Linked DNA regions of Homo sapiens: region 2 is linked to region 1. A link is a contact called in ENCODE Hi-C or POLR2A ChIA-PET data. All regions are on one chromosome and are shown on one strand. The core of a region is the stretch at or near the end of the contact, and the rest is flanking DNA. Distances in the headings are between cores, read along the strand shown.

What was found. Hi-C counts contacts between places; a loop is a spot of excess contacts on that map. ChIA-PET counts read pairs that join two places held with the same protein, here RNA polymerase II (POLR2A). Pooled maps may share reads with other maps.
Region 2: a pooled map shows a loop between it and region 1 (6-fold over the local background). The contact joins the promoter of ATP6V0E2-AS1 here to the promoter of ZNF282 in region 1. A Hi-C loop is called at or near these places in 5 of 50 pooled maps. POLR2A ChIA-PET finds 5 or more read pairs at or near these places in 2 of 52 experiments (OCI-LY7 and activated CD4-positive, alpha-beta T cell).

Annotation. Positions count from the first base shown.
Region 1 is chr7:149,192,309-149,199,149 of GRCh38, reverse strand. ZNF282 (zinc finger protein 282) reads right to left here and starts at 3,604. Exons shown (of 8, transcript NM_003575.4): 1 at 3,396-3,604; 2 at 398-817. The coding sequence starts at 3,560. RefSeq lists an enhancer at 2,537-2,586 and silencers at 3,027-3,386, 3,507-3,828, 3,647-3,936.
Region 2 is chr7:149,869,873-149,877,325 of GRCh38, reverse strand. ATP6V0E2-AS1 (ATP6V0E2 antisense RNA 1) reads left to right here and starts at 3,464. Exons shown (of 4, transcript NR_027040.1): 1 at 3,464-4,102; 2 at 5,530-5,684; 3 at 6,975-7,084. It overlaps ATP6V0E2 (ATPase H+ transporting V0 subunit e2), which reads right to left and starts at 3,357. Exons shown (of 4, transcript NM_145230.4): 1 at 3,157-3,357; 2 at 1,681-1,728. The coding sequence starts at 3,260. RefSeq lists silencers at 2,921-3,100, 3,511-3,590, 3,621-3,830 and enhancers at 3,121-3,260, 2,590-3,558.

The sequences.
Region 1 (6,841 bases), core at 2,355-4,854:
AGCCTGGTTTGAGGTGCGACTCCAGCCACATTCCGGTGAGCATATACCAAGACAGCCAATGACACATGATCGCTGGTAGGTGTCAAGTGGGAAAACCAAGGAGTGAAGAGCTGCAAGAACTTGCAGACAACCAGACAACTCAGAGGGGTCTAGGAACAGCGAGAGCAAAGGCTCCCAGACAGAAATGCAGACTGTGGGGAATGAATGGAGTGAGCCTTGCTGGGGTAGAACGTCCAAGACCAGGTTGTTTCAGTGGAGACAGGCTTTAAGAAGACACTGAAATTGGATAACGGGGAGCCAGAGAAGTTTATGAGAAGGGCTGACAAAATGAAATCAAGAATTTTATGCACCTGTGCTGTTCCTCACCTCTATCCCTGCCCCAGGGACCACCACATACCTTGGGGGCCTCCCCCTTGCTGCCCGGGGGCAGCCGCAGGACCCAGAAGTTCCTGTTGCGCAGCAAGTTCTCCAAGTTCTCCAGCCGCCTCTGCAGCAGCCCGTACTCCTGCAGCAGGGTCCCCAGCACGGCCCACTTGCTCTCCATGTGGTTCCCAAATTCCACGGCCGTCTTTTCACAGTCGGCCAGCTTCTTCTCGGCTGTCCCCGTGCGCCCCTCCAGGTTCAGCAGCTGGCTGGCCTGGGCATCCACCTTCCTCTCCACAGCCTGAATGGCAGCCACCACAGTCCAGAGTGAGATCTCTGCTGTGGGCAACTGGGGCTCTCGCATCATGCGGTCGGGGAAGACAGGTGCCCTATCTGGAAAGGGTGGGAACTGAAAAGGCATTGGCCGCCGGGCGTCCATGTCCCATTCTTGAGCCTGTATGCAGAGGGAGAAAGCGACAACCCAGGATGAGACCTTGTGTGAGCCGGGGAAGTCAGCTGGGAACAGGGGTCAACTAATCAGATGCTACATGTCGTCTTTCTTCTGCCAGGCCCCCGTAACTCAGGATACACTAACACCCCCAGCAACAGCTACCCACTCACCCACCCACCCAACTCAACACTCTCCCATCTCCTGCCTAGGTGAGTCAGGCTGGTCACTGGTTCACCCACATTGACCCTTAGCAAGTTAAGGCTGCAACCCCTGCCTAAAATGTCACAGGCCACTTTCTTTGAATAGACCAACTGATTTCTTCAAGGGCTAGCCTTAATGACGAACTTTGTATTTGCCTAGTGTTTTATGTTTCCAAGAACTTTGATGTAAGTTAGCTGACGCTAATCTTCCCAGCAATCTCTCAGCAGGTTAGGGCAAGAATGATGATCTCTGCCTTAAAGATGATGAAACTGAAGCACAGGGAGGCAGCTGGTCACTCCGCAGCGCCTCCCTGCACTGCCAGCTGGGGCAGCTCTAGATGCTGCAGGTAACAAAAAACACATTCCTGGCCAGGTGCAGTGGCTCACACCTTCCCAGCACTTTGGGAGGCCAAGGCAGGCAGCTCACTTGAGGTCAGGAGTTCAAGACCAGCCTGGCCAACATGGCGAAACCCTGTCTCTACTAAAAACACAAAAATTAGCCGGGTGTGGTGGTGGGCTCCTGTAATCCCAGCTACTTGGGAGGCTGAGGCAGGAGAATCGCTTGAACCTGGGAAGCGGAGGTTGCAGTGAGCCGAGATGGTGCCACTGCACTCCAGCCTGGGCAACAGAGCAAGACTCCGTCTCGGAACAAACAAATAAACAACAAAAAAACCCACCACATTCCTACCAGGGCTGCAGTCAAGGAAAAGACCGGAGAGCCCAAGCTAGGGCAGAAAAGCAGCTTCCCCCCATATACAACTACTGTTTCATAAACATTTTCCAAATTGAAAATAGGTTCACTAAAAAAGGTCACTCATTAGAGGTGAAGAGGGGATGTCCCTCACACCCAAGAGGACCAAGAGAAAGAAAAACTCCTCTGGGACCCCTCCTTGCTTCCTGGGGAAGGGGTGCCCCATGGCCTGGGGACTCCCCCTTTTATCTTCCAGCACAGAGCCCTCACCCCAGAAGGGTAAACTAATTGGTGCAATTGAGAGCTGAGACCTATGGCTAAGGGGGGCTGGTTGAGGCTGGTGACAGTTCACTGGTCATCTGGGACCTGGTGTCAGACTCAGGGCTCACTGGACCACATGGGCTGGCAGCCGACTCTCCTTCACACCTGGGACAGGAAGAGGTGTCATTTTCTGTCCTCCCGATGGCTGCAGAAAAGGCCCTCAGGCTAGGAAAAGGGGAGGCCTGCTGCTTGGGGCGATCTGGGCAGACCAGCCCCACTCTCTGACTCAAGAGCAGCCCTGCTCCGGGGCAGACCTGCTCCGGGACACAGCAGAGTGGAGAGCAGGGCCCTAGGATCGCCAGGCCCTGTAATACCAGTAAGAGGTGCTGGTGTTTCCATCAAAAGCACCCATTCCTCCATCACAGAGGCTCCACTCCGCCCTAGCCCACAGAAGGGGACAGAGTCCACAGTAGAAGTTAAGAAAGTCCCGGGGCCCAGTTTAGTTTTCTCGGGTTTGAAGCCCTAACCCTGAAAATGATCAAACACAACACAGCAGCCCCTGGCTCCCTCGTTAGCACCTGGCTGAGAGCCGCGTGGTGAGCAGAGGGGCCCCTGAGCAGCCCAGCCCCAGGGTGGGCCCAGAGAGTCTTCCCTGGGCAAGCTTTCAGGCCTCTCTGAGGATCCACCTCCCCTGGTTTTATACCCAATTCTGGAGCACCGGTTCTGCCCACGGAGATCATCGATGGAGCCTGAAGAAATGCCTGGTGCTACTCTCACCCGTCAGAGACCCTGAGCTCTGGGACCAGGCAAGGGCTCAGGAGTCTTAAAAGCTGCCCAGGCCATTCCAACATGCGGCCAAGTTTGTCAACCGCAGGAAAGACCCCGAAGTCATCTCTCCATGGCCCCCTCCCTGGATCACACCCGGTGCAGGGGGAGAGTGAATTACTCATTACACTTGGTGAAAGGTGGTAATCAAACATTTAAAAAATATCCCCGTCAAATTGGCCACCGTGTAAACACGAACGAGGCATTCACTTCTGCGGCCGGGCGGAAGCACTGCCCGCGAAGCTCTCCGCCGGCCGGGCGCAAAGGGAGCCCCAAGCCGGGGCTCAGCCACAGGGTCAGAGCTCTGCCAGGTCCCGGAAAGGACGGTCCCGGCCCCCGCCCCGCGGGGCCTCCGCACTTGGGCCCGGCGACCGCTGCTCCGCGCCGCGCGGGCCAGGCCTGCCCTTCCGGGCCTGCGTCGGGCCCGCTCCGTCCTGCCCGCCGCGCAGCCCGGCCGTGCCCCGCCCGCCTCGGGCCTCGCCTGGGCGCGGAAGCTGGGAGGGCGCCGCAAGGCTACCGGAGGACGGCGCGGCCCGGTCCCGCGGCCCAGCCCGCGCCCCGCCCCCACGGCAGCGCGGCCATGGCGCCGGCGGGGTTCTCCCACCTGCATGGGCGGCATTCCCTCGGCCATTTCCCCGCGCAGCGCCGGCTCCTGGTGGCAGACCTCCTCCGGGGGCAGAGCCTGGGCCCAGCTCCAGCTCCCGCTGTCCAGCCCCAGGCCCTGGATGCCCAGCTGCTGAGGCTGCGGCCGTGTTGACACAAACTGCATCCTGGGAGTGCTGTTCCCCGCTCGGGTCGGCCAGGGAGAAGAAGAACGTTTTCCAGGCGCCTTCCCCCTCTCCGGGGCCGGACAGCTCCATCTACAGCCCGTAGGAGCAAACAGTCCCCTTCGGCGGCGCTCCCCGCCCCTTGGCAGCCCGCGCGCCAGCCAATGGCCTCGGAGCTCCTGCCCGCCTGCGGGGACCTACCGGGGCCACTCCCGGACTGGGGTCGCCACCGCCCCAAAACTGAGAGGCGGCGGCCTCGCCCAGGGGTCAGGCCCCCTCAATCTGGGATGGCCGACTTTAAAGGCCCAAACTATGCGAGGACCTGGACTGTGGGCTTGATTACTGTTAATTCTGCAAATGTATTGGGCATCCCGGGAGAAAATAGTGCCTGACCCTTGTGAAAATTTTGCAGGAGTAATTCTGTCTTCAGACACTTTCTTCTGGCCTTCTGCCTTCCCTCACTCCTTTGCAGACTTTACCTCCCACTCCCCTTCTTCCCAATCCAGATTTACCTGGACCCATCCCAGAGCTTTTGCACTGTTATGGATGATAGAGAAGTGATTCATGTTAAGGTGTCAAAAGAGGGCTGAGCTCTTTCTCCCAGGTAAGGTGCAGTGCATTTTAACAGTGGCCTCTTCAAACACCTTGAAATTGGGTTGGGCGTGGTGCCTCACACCTGTAATCTCAGCACTCTGAGAGGCTGAAGCAGGAGAACGACTTGAGCCCAGGAGTTCGAGACCAGACTGAGCAACATATTGACACCCCATCCCTATAAAAAATAAAAATTAGCCGAGCGCGGTGGCTCACATCTGTAATCCCAGCACATTGGGAGGCTGAGGCAGGCGGATCACCTGAGGTCAGGAGTTCGAGACCAGCCTGGCCAACATGGTGAAACCCCGTCTCTACTAAAAATACAAAAAGATTAGCCGGGCGTGGTGGCGTGGGCCTATAATCCTAGCTACTCGGGAGGCTGAGGCAGGAGAATCGCTTCAACCTCCGAAGCGGAGGTTGCAGTGAGCCAAGATCGCGCCAGTGCGCTCCAGCCTGGGCAACAGAGCGAGACTCCATCTCAAAAAATAATAATAAGGCCGGGCGCCGTGGCTCACGCCTGTAATCCCAGCACTTTGGGAGGCCAAGACGGGCGGATCACGAGGTCAGGAGATCGAGACCATCCTGGCTAACACGGTGAAACCCCGTCTCTACTAAAAATACAAAAAAATTAGCCGGGTGTGGTGGCGGCGCCTGTAGTCCCAGCTACTCGGGAGGCTGAGGCAGGAGAATGGCGTGAACCCGGGAGGCGGAGCTTGCAGTGAGCCGAGATCGCGCCACTGCACTCTAGCCTGGGCAACAGAGCAAGACTCCGTCTCAAAAAAAAATAATAATAATAATAATAAAATAAAAAATAAAAATTACCCGGGCATGATGGCTAATGCCTGTACTCCTAGTTACTCAGGAGGCTAAGGCTGTAGGATTGCTTGAACTCAGGAGTTGGAGGTTGCAGTGAGCTGTGATTGTGCCGTTGTGCTCCAGCTTGGGCGGCATAGCAAAGATCCTGTGTCAAATAAATAAATAAATAAACCTTTAAATCGGGCAGTCATGGTGGCTCACACCTGTAATCCCAACACTTTGGAGGCCAAGGCTGAGGCCAGGAGTTCAAGACCAGCCTGGGTGACACAGCGAGATCCCTTCTCTACAAATAAAACCCTTTAAAGGCAGGTCAGTGTCACTTTGAAACATCAGGCCAGGTCAGAGGAGGAGCCAGGGAGAGGCCAGTATAAGCTGATGAAGATGGAGGAGGGGAAAATTCAGTCATTCCAAATGTATTTATTGAACACCTACTGTGTGCCAGGTACTGTTTAGGAAGAGGGTGAGCTTTGCAGTTGCATACACCTGAGTTTAAATCCCAAAATCACCACTCACTAGCTATGACTTTGAGCAACTTATTTAACTTCTCTGAGCCTCATTCTCTTCATATATAAATGAAGAAAATAATGGCAACTCTATTTTAATGTTGTAAAATTAAATGAGAATTGTGCCTGGCACATAGCGAGCATTCTGCAAAGATAGTTACCCCCAAAAGGTGTTTTTGTAATTATTCTCAAAATAGTATTTACTTTGTTTTCCTAAAGGACCAGTCCCTGTCTTGTTAAGGAAGAGATCTCTGAGGCTCATCACCTTGTGTGGAAGCAGACCTGCTAGTACCTTTAAGTTCCACTGCACTTCATAAAATAAAGGACATTATTGGCCTACGTGAGACATGTGCTTAGAAGGCCATATTCAGAAGAACAGTTACCAAGTACTTTCTCTGCTAGGCACACTTCTAGGATACAGAAATGAGTATTCACAGACTTAAGATTATCCTCAAGGAGCTTATAGGCCAGTAAAGTCCATGCTCCCAGAAGTCAGTGATTTCCTTCCCTGCTTCCTGGCCCTGATTGTAAACATCACGTCCACTTTTATTAGAGGAACCAGGCAAGTTAAGTCTGAAAAGCTCTAGGCAAATTCATTTCCACCAGCGAGCCACATTTCAGAACACGTCTTCTGCACTGTAGATTATCAACTATCTTTTCTCTTTCCTAGAGGTGATAAAGGAAGGACTAGGTTAGTCCCAAACATTTATGCTATCTTTTCTGTATAAAGCCTTTAAAATGACTTCCCTTCCTAAGCACTTAACTAGTTATAACGATGTCCTTTGTTACATAGTAAGACATCGCTGTAGTGTGTCTACTTCACATTTCTCCTTCACAGCGGGTGGATTTTCATGCAGCCATCAACACTATCACCCTTTGTGACCAGAGTAGTTGCTCAGAGCTAGAGGTCCCATTCATTGTTAAGATGATCCCAGTACTTTGGGAAGCCGAGGCGGGCAAATCATGAGGTCAAGAGTTTGAGACCAGCCTGGCCAATATGGTGAAACCCCATCTCTACTAAAAATACAAAACTTAGCCAGGCATGGTGGTGTGCGCCTGTAGTCCCAGCTACTCTGGAGGCTGAGGCAGAAGAGTCGCTTGAGCCCAGGAGGTGGAAGTTGCAGTGAACCGAGATCCTTCCACTGTACTCCAGCCTGGCGACAGAGCAAGACTCGGTCTCAAAAAAAAAAAAAAAGAGATATATGAGCAAAGCTACTCAACTCAAACAATTTAAATGCACAGGCTTCATTGTACTTGCAATATTTTATTTTATTTATTTTTGAGACAGAGTCTCACTCTGTCACCCAGGATGGAATGCAGTGGCTCAATCTCGGCTCACTGCAACCTCCGTCTCCCAAGTTCAAACAATTCTC
Region 2 (7,453 bases), core at 2,215-4,714, 680 kb before region 1:
CTGTGGTCAAAGCTAGGCTGAGGTGGGAGGATGGCTTGAGCCCAGAAGGTTGAGGCTGCAGTGAGCTATGATCCCACCACTGCACTCTAGCCTGGGCAACAGAGTAAGACCCTGTCAATTATCTAATTAGTTAACAGCCGGGTGCAATGGTGTGCACCTGTCATCCCAGCTCCTTGGGGAGGCTGAGGCAGAAGGATCATTTGAGCCCAGGAGTTTGAGACCATACTGGCCTGGTCTCAAGACCCCATTTCAATCAATCAATCAATAAAACATAAGGTAAATTAAGAGAATTGGTTAATAGGAATAAAGAATCCATGACCTAATCAGATAAAACAATTTTAACTATGATAACATCAAATCTTAAATCAATGAAGTAAATTTTTTGAAAGTGGGTTTTGTCCTATGTATTTTGAAAAATTTGGCAACCCTGGAAAATATTCCAGTTGTTTCAAAAGAATCTGTTACCTCTTAAAGAATGAGCATCTCATCACTTTACCTGTCCTGTTTTGATTATTCTGAATTAAGAACACCCAACGATGCCAAGCTTAACCCATAAAAATAATGTACAAGACATAGGAAGATGGGAAACCCAACAGCCTTAATGCAGCTTGATTAACCATGAGACAGGCCTCCCAACAAACTAGAACTTGAACTTATCTCTTGGTTGGCAGCCAGGATCATCTAAACATGGAGCAATGTAACCGCAGGTTTGGGATGGATGCGGGGGCAGGGTCTTTTTCTTTTTCCTTTTAAAAAATTTTTTTAATAAAGAGGGATTGGCTATTGTGAATGGCAGTTTTAGCAAGAGACTAAACAATAGACACTGAGGATCTGCAAACTGATTTCCTCACACTCTCCAGGTATTCAAGTCCCTTGGAATGTTCTTCTATATCCCCAGGGTACCTATTCCAAGTTTGATGACTTACTCTCACCTAGTGGTTCTTTTTTTAGAGTCGGAGTCTCACTCTGTTGCCCAGGCTGGAGTGCAGTGGTAAGATCTTGGCTCACCGCAACCTCCGTCTCCCGGGTTCAAGCGATTCTCCTGCCTCAGCCTCCTGAGTAGCTGGGACTACAGGCACGCGCCACCAGGCCTGGCTAATTTTTGTATTTTTAGTAGAGACGGAGTTTCACTATGTTGGCCAGACTGGTCTCGAACTCCTGACCTCGTGATCCACCCACCTCAGCCTCCCAAAGTGCTGGGATTACAGGCGTGAGCCGCCACGTCTGGCCTCTCACCTAGTGGTTCTAAGATGGCTGCATTCCAGTCACCTGGGGGCATTCATGAACAACAGGAATTCCCAAGTGCAGATCTCGAGAGTTGTAATTTCATGGGTGTAGGGTGCAGCCTGAAAACTGTGTTTGAACAATCACTCCAGGTGACCCAGTCAGGCACAGACAGCACTGAGGTGGCCTGCCTCCTTCCTTGCCCAGGTGAGAAAACTACAGCCCATGGGGGCCAGAACTCTGGGGGCAGAGCCAGATCCAGAGCCCAGGGTTCATGACTTCTGGCCCACTGCTCTCTTTCCCATTCCACACCACCTCCACTCCTGTTGTTTTATAGGTTCAGCCTTTCAAGAGGCATTTACTACCAGGACAGAAGGAAGAGCAGGCTAGGGTGAGGAGGAAAGGAGGGAGGACAAAGGAACTGGCTGACTTTGAGCTGGGGAGAGTAGTACTTACAAGAGGTAACAGCAGACGGCGGTGGCGACCAGCATGGTGATGATCACTCTGCAGCAGAAGAGGACACGGGTCAGAACAAATGCAGCCAGCACCTCACAAGGCCTGGCCAGGACCAGAGCAAGAAGAGCTCCTGGTGTGAGCTCTTTTCCATTGGCCTTCCTGATGCCTCCTGGACACAGGAGGCTGAGTTCTACTCAGGGTAAGAATAGCAAGGCAGAAAATAAAAACTGAAAGTGTCACCTCACAGAGAGGCCAACCTTGACCACATCCAAGTTGCCTTAAGAATCCTTCCCTTCATTTCCCTTCTCTACCACCCAATATTGCTCCATCTTAATGCAGACGTGTTGTGGAAAGGCACTGCACAGAGCTGCATTTGTGGCAACCCAACAGGGAGTGGTCTGTAGAATTCAAAATTCATGGAGCAAGGGGAAGGAAAACAATAGGCTAGAAGACAGGGCAAGAAGCAGGCAGACTGTGAGCCAGTTCTGAGGCCCAGTGAGTTGTTACAAAGAGAACAGGGACTAGCCACTTTGCGTGTACTCAGAGAAGACCAGAGACAGATGCTTCAAGTGCAGCAAAAGAAATTTCAGTCAAACTGAAGCAAGAACTCACCAAGAATAGCAGGAGACGCAAGACACGAAAATGGTTTACAAAGTGAAGCTGTGGGATCCCAAACCCTGCCTGTCTTTAAGAACAAAGGCAGCACTCACATGTCCAAACGGCCTTTGGGCAAAGCTAACTCTAATCCAAACGAGGCCCTTGATCTTTGATCTAAAGCACTGCAAGCTGGTGCTGGACACAGGAGCACGCGATCCCTTTTTCAACATTACTAAGCAGGTTGTGCCAGTCCTGGCTGGGCACTGAGTAGACAATGGTGAACTGGACAAACTCCAGCCCCTGGGAACATGCAGTCAAGGGAAGGGTGCTTTGTAACTGAAGATAATATGAAGCAGAAACTGGTGAATGGCGCAGCAATCTGCTAGAGGACCTTCGAAAAATAACGCCAGCTAAACTTATCCCATACCTACAAAGTGTCACGCACTGGTAGGTGTTTTAAATGCGTTACCGCAGGTCATCCTCACAGCAGCCTTTTAAGGCAGGAGTCGACATTATCTCCATTTTACCCATGAAGAAACTGAGACTTGATATTGGCTCTAGGTCACACAGCTAGCAAGGAGTGGAGAAACTGCGTCAGTGCCCACTTGTGCCCTTTACTGGCTGCAGGAGGGGTGACAGACATCTCCAATGTCACTCTCCTCTTTACCTTCTGGATATGCCCTCTCGCCCCACCTCCTGCCTGTTCCCGGCTGTCAGAGACCCAGGTGCAGAGAGACCTCAGAGGTGGCGTCCGGGGTCCTGGCGTCCCTCCTGCGGACGCTCGCTGCAGAGCAGGAAGCCGCCGCCCCGGGGCGGAGGGGCGAGCCGGGCCAGGGGGCCGGGGTGGAGAGGTCTGCAGGGCCTGCGCGCTTTCCTTACCCGCGGTTGGGTCCCTTCGGCACGAACCAGGGCCCGGCGATGCCGACGAGGCCCCAGAACGTGGTGAAGATGATGACCGGGAGGGCGAATGAGTGCGCCGTCATGGCCGGGCGCAGGATGCCCAGGCAGGATGCAGGGCCGAGCAGCGGGCGCTGCAGGTGCGCGGGTCCCCAGCCGGGCAGCGCGCTGAGCATGCGCAACAGGAGTCGAGCACCCGAAGCGATCAGCCGGGCCGGGCCGCGCACGCGCATCTCCTGATCCAGCCCGCCGCGCTGTCACTCAGGACCTGCCTAGGAGCCCACTCGCTGATTGGCTGAGCAGGGCCGCGGACAGAGAGAAATGCCGAGGAATAGGGGCGCGGCCGCCCGGTTTCGGCGATGGGTTATAGGGTCCGCGTCAGCCCCGCGCCCGCACAGCCAACGTCACGCCGCATTCTTATTTCCAAAGACCCCTGGAGCTTGGGGTCCCACCCCAGCGGTCTTTCGGGGCGTCCCCTGCCCTTCACGCGCCGCGCCGGCTCGGCCCGAAGCGCCCTGCGGACCCGCAGCCTGGGCCGCCCCGAACCTGACGGCCCCGCGGGGGTCGGACGCGGGAGGAACGGCCTCGCTTTCAGAGACGCAGCGGGAGGGCGGTCCCCGCTGTCCCTCTGGCCGGGTCCTCAGCACGCGTTCTCCTCACTCCCAGGACTAGCGAGCGGCGGGCGCGGACCGGGGCCTGGGGTCGGAGGCGGCGCAGCCAGAAAGGCCCCAGCGGCGCTGAGACGTTTGGGGGAAGGCGGGGGCTTCGCGTTTCGATGGCGGGAAGCGGAATGAGGTTGGACCGGCCGGGCCGGCGTTCAGGGACCCGGCGGGAGGCGGAGGGCTGGCGTCCTCGCGGACATCCATCTGCAGCGAACCAGGCAGAGGCTTTGGGATTAGATCCTTGACTCCTTGCGTCAGTAGTTAAGGTTTGTTTAAATATAAAATGGGATGGCCCTTCTTACAAGGTTGCTGGAGGATTAAATGAATAGGCATGTGGAAAGCACCTAGTATAATAAGGCTCGGTAGTTTCTTCCATCAGGGCTGGAAGAGACCACGGAGCCTGCTTTCCTCCTTCGGCGTTTGGATCTCACATATCCCTTCTTCTCTGGCGATCAAAAATCCCTATCTTCTGTAGAGATCCCTTTTACAGATCAGTGGCCTCCAGGCGGTATCTCTAGCAACAAGTGCTACCCCAAGCGGCCGGCCACACATATTCCCTGGCTTCATGACATAGGGAGGCGCAGTCCCCACGTGATGCAGAAGGGAAATGTGCCTGTCCTTGCACTGACCCCGTCAGCCATGTGTGCTCCTGGCTGTTTTCTGAAATCAAGAACCAGTTACATCCGCCCTTCTCCGTTCTCTAGTTGAAACCTCCCTATCCATCCTTCCAACATTCATGTAAGTTGGAGGTGGGCGTGGGATGACACCAAACTGTTAGGTATAAAATACCATCCTAGCCTTCGAGGGGTTTCTAAAGTAGTTGAGGAGTGATATATTCTGGTAAAATCATAATGCTGGACAGCGCAGTTCTAAGAGCCCTGTGATCAAAGTAGCCAAATGCCCATTATGAGAATTCAGAGGGTGGAGAAATCCAGGAAGACTCCCTGGAGGAGGTGAGATTTTAGCTGGATTGTAAACAATGGTTATTTTTCTCATCCAGAGTGTGTACATTGTTGAGAACACTGGCCTAGGATAAGGGTGCACTTGGCATCCAGGAGATAGAGTTAAGAGTATGTCCATACAGGCCTTCAAAAAATCACCACGAGGGCTGAGCGCAGTGGCTCACACCTGTAATCCCAGCACTATGGGAGGCAGAGGCGGGCGGATCACGAGGTCAGGAGATCGAGACCATCCTGGCTAACACGGTGAAACCCCGTCTCTACTAAAAATATAAAAAAATTAGCTGGGCATGGTGGCGGGCACCTGTAGTCCTAGCTACTTTGGAGGCTGAAAGGAGAATGGCGTGAACCCGGGAGGCAGAGCTTGCACTTGCAGTGAGCCGAGATTGTGCCCCTGCACTCCAGCCTGGGGGACAGAGTGAGACTCCGTCTCAAAAAAAAAAAAAAAAAAAAAATCACCACGAAAGTTCTATAGCTCAAAAAAGACGGACTTTTTGAATTTTGTTCTGGAAAAAAAAAAATCCTCTGTAGAAAATGACAGCTGTAAAGTGAAATGTATTTCCTTCTTTGCCTCTGCTCCTTTGTCTTGGCTTTGGCCAGAACCAAAAACATTGCTGAGTCTGAGCAGCCACTCATATTAGCAGCCTGCAGCTCTTACTCTTTTCCTTTAATGTCTTTGATGTTTCATTTCTGTCCTAATTTGCATGTGATTGCCTGTGTCATTTGTTTGGCAGCTTTGTGATGGTCTGAGGTCCATGAAGGGATTAAAACCAGGAACTGGCTCCTTCTCCAACCACTAAAGCCTCATCTGGGCCCACAAGCCCTGGCTGTTCCCTGGAGCGTGACTGGAAGATGTGAGCAGCTTTGTGCTGGAGCCCCATTTCCATGGGTAAACTGTTCACCTGATCAAACAGCTCCCCAGAGTTCCACAGTACCACATATTTATTTTCTAGAACTTTGTTTTTAGCTGAAAGGGATCTTAGAGGCTAAGGCAATCCTATCACTTTACAGGTGATAAAACTGAGGCCCAGAGAAGTGAAGTAACTTGCCTAGGCCCACACAGCTCATCAGTAAAAGAGCCAGAACACATGGCCGAGACTTCTCCCTAATCCAGCGTCTCCTCCACACTCCCAGCTCACCCCTAGGGTTTGTGCCCAGGCTGAGGACACTATTTTCAGAGGCACTAATGTGAGGCAAAGGGCATGTTACCAGACACAGCCCCGCCTACCCCGGTCCCCTGAGGTGGAGCTGTGCATTCCACTGGCTTCACGGTTCCCCTCTGCCCTGGCGGCTTCTGGTTGGTATTGGCGCCACCGACTGCTCTGCCATGGCTCCTCAGTGAGTGCTTTGGGTGTGATTGACAAGTTTCCATGACATCTCCCAGGGAGTGGGGTCCTGATGTTGGTGACATCTCTATCGTTCATCTTTTCATGGGGCTGATGAATTCCTAGAAAGGGTAGAAGGAGAAGGAGCCACTGAAAGAGGCTCTTTAAAACTTCCCTGAGTGTCCCCCAGTGCAAATGAACAGGAGCCCCAGGACACTTGAAGGCCCTAGGAAATCACACCTCAGAGCCACAGATGCATCCTAATGCTCTCTGCAGACGGGGCACGTGTCGGAGGTGAGAACAACAGCTCCAGATGTCTCTGTCTTTGCAAATAAGGCCTGTGACATTTAATGATGTAACCACCTACCTTCCACCCATTGTTCTGGTGGCCATGAGTAGAAGGAATTATACCAGGATGTGATAAGAAGGAATTAGGAGCTGGGAGTCTTGCTGGGTGAGGACCTTGGCCCCTTGCTTGCTTGCCATCTAATAGGGGCACTCCTGGCCTGTGGGGTCAGGGAGAACTAGACCCAGAGCATGGTTGTCTCTGTGACTAGTTGAGCCTGTTTCTCCTTCAAGGGCCCTGGCAGTGGGAAAACATATTATGACAATTGCACTGTTTTATCAGCCCTTGGCACTCCTGAAGTTGCCCTGAAATAAACATCCCTACCTGTATGCCAGGCCCTGCCTACTTCTGGAGCTCTCTTAGGTTTACAACCTACCCCCGCTGTCCCAAATTGATAGGGTGAGCCCAGGGCATTAAATGGGTGGTGCAAGTCAGGCTTCAGGACTGACACGGGTCTATGTGCGCTCAGTGTGGGTTGAGGGGCACTGGGCTGTCTTTCTCCCTACAGTGCATGCTGCTGCCAAACCAGAGATCACTTGTAGACTTGAAAGGGAACATGAGCTTTGGGTGAAGGATTCCCAGCCCCCAACAGAGGCCAAAAAGCTACCACCCAGCCAGGTAAGCCTTGATGGAACATCTCTTGCACAAAGATCACCATGTTCATTGAGCCTTTAGTGCCTCCTGGGCTCTGATCAACCCACGAATCAGTATCTCCGCAGCACTTCCTGTGGTTTGGATTCAGGTTTTTTACTTCTGTTTCCTGCCTTTATGATAGGAGTTTGGGTAACCTGTGAGAAACACAGCCACAGTGTAAACCTCTTGAGACAAGCTACACTGATGGGACAATCAGGGTGAGGGCAATCCGGCGCCGTGGCTATGTCAGCTCATGTGTGCTCTTTCAGGAGGACATGTCTCACAGACACAGATCTTCAGCTCTGACATGCTCGATCTCACAAGCCCTTTTCTGAAACCTCCATCATGTGCTTT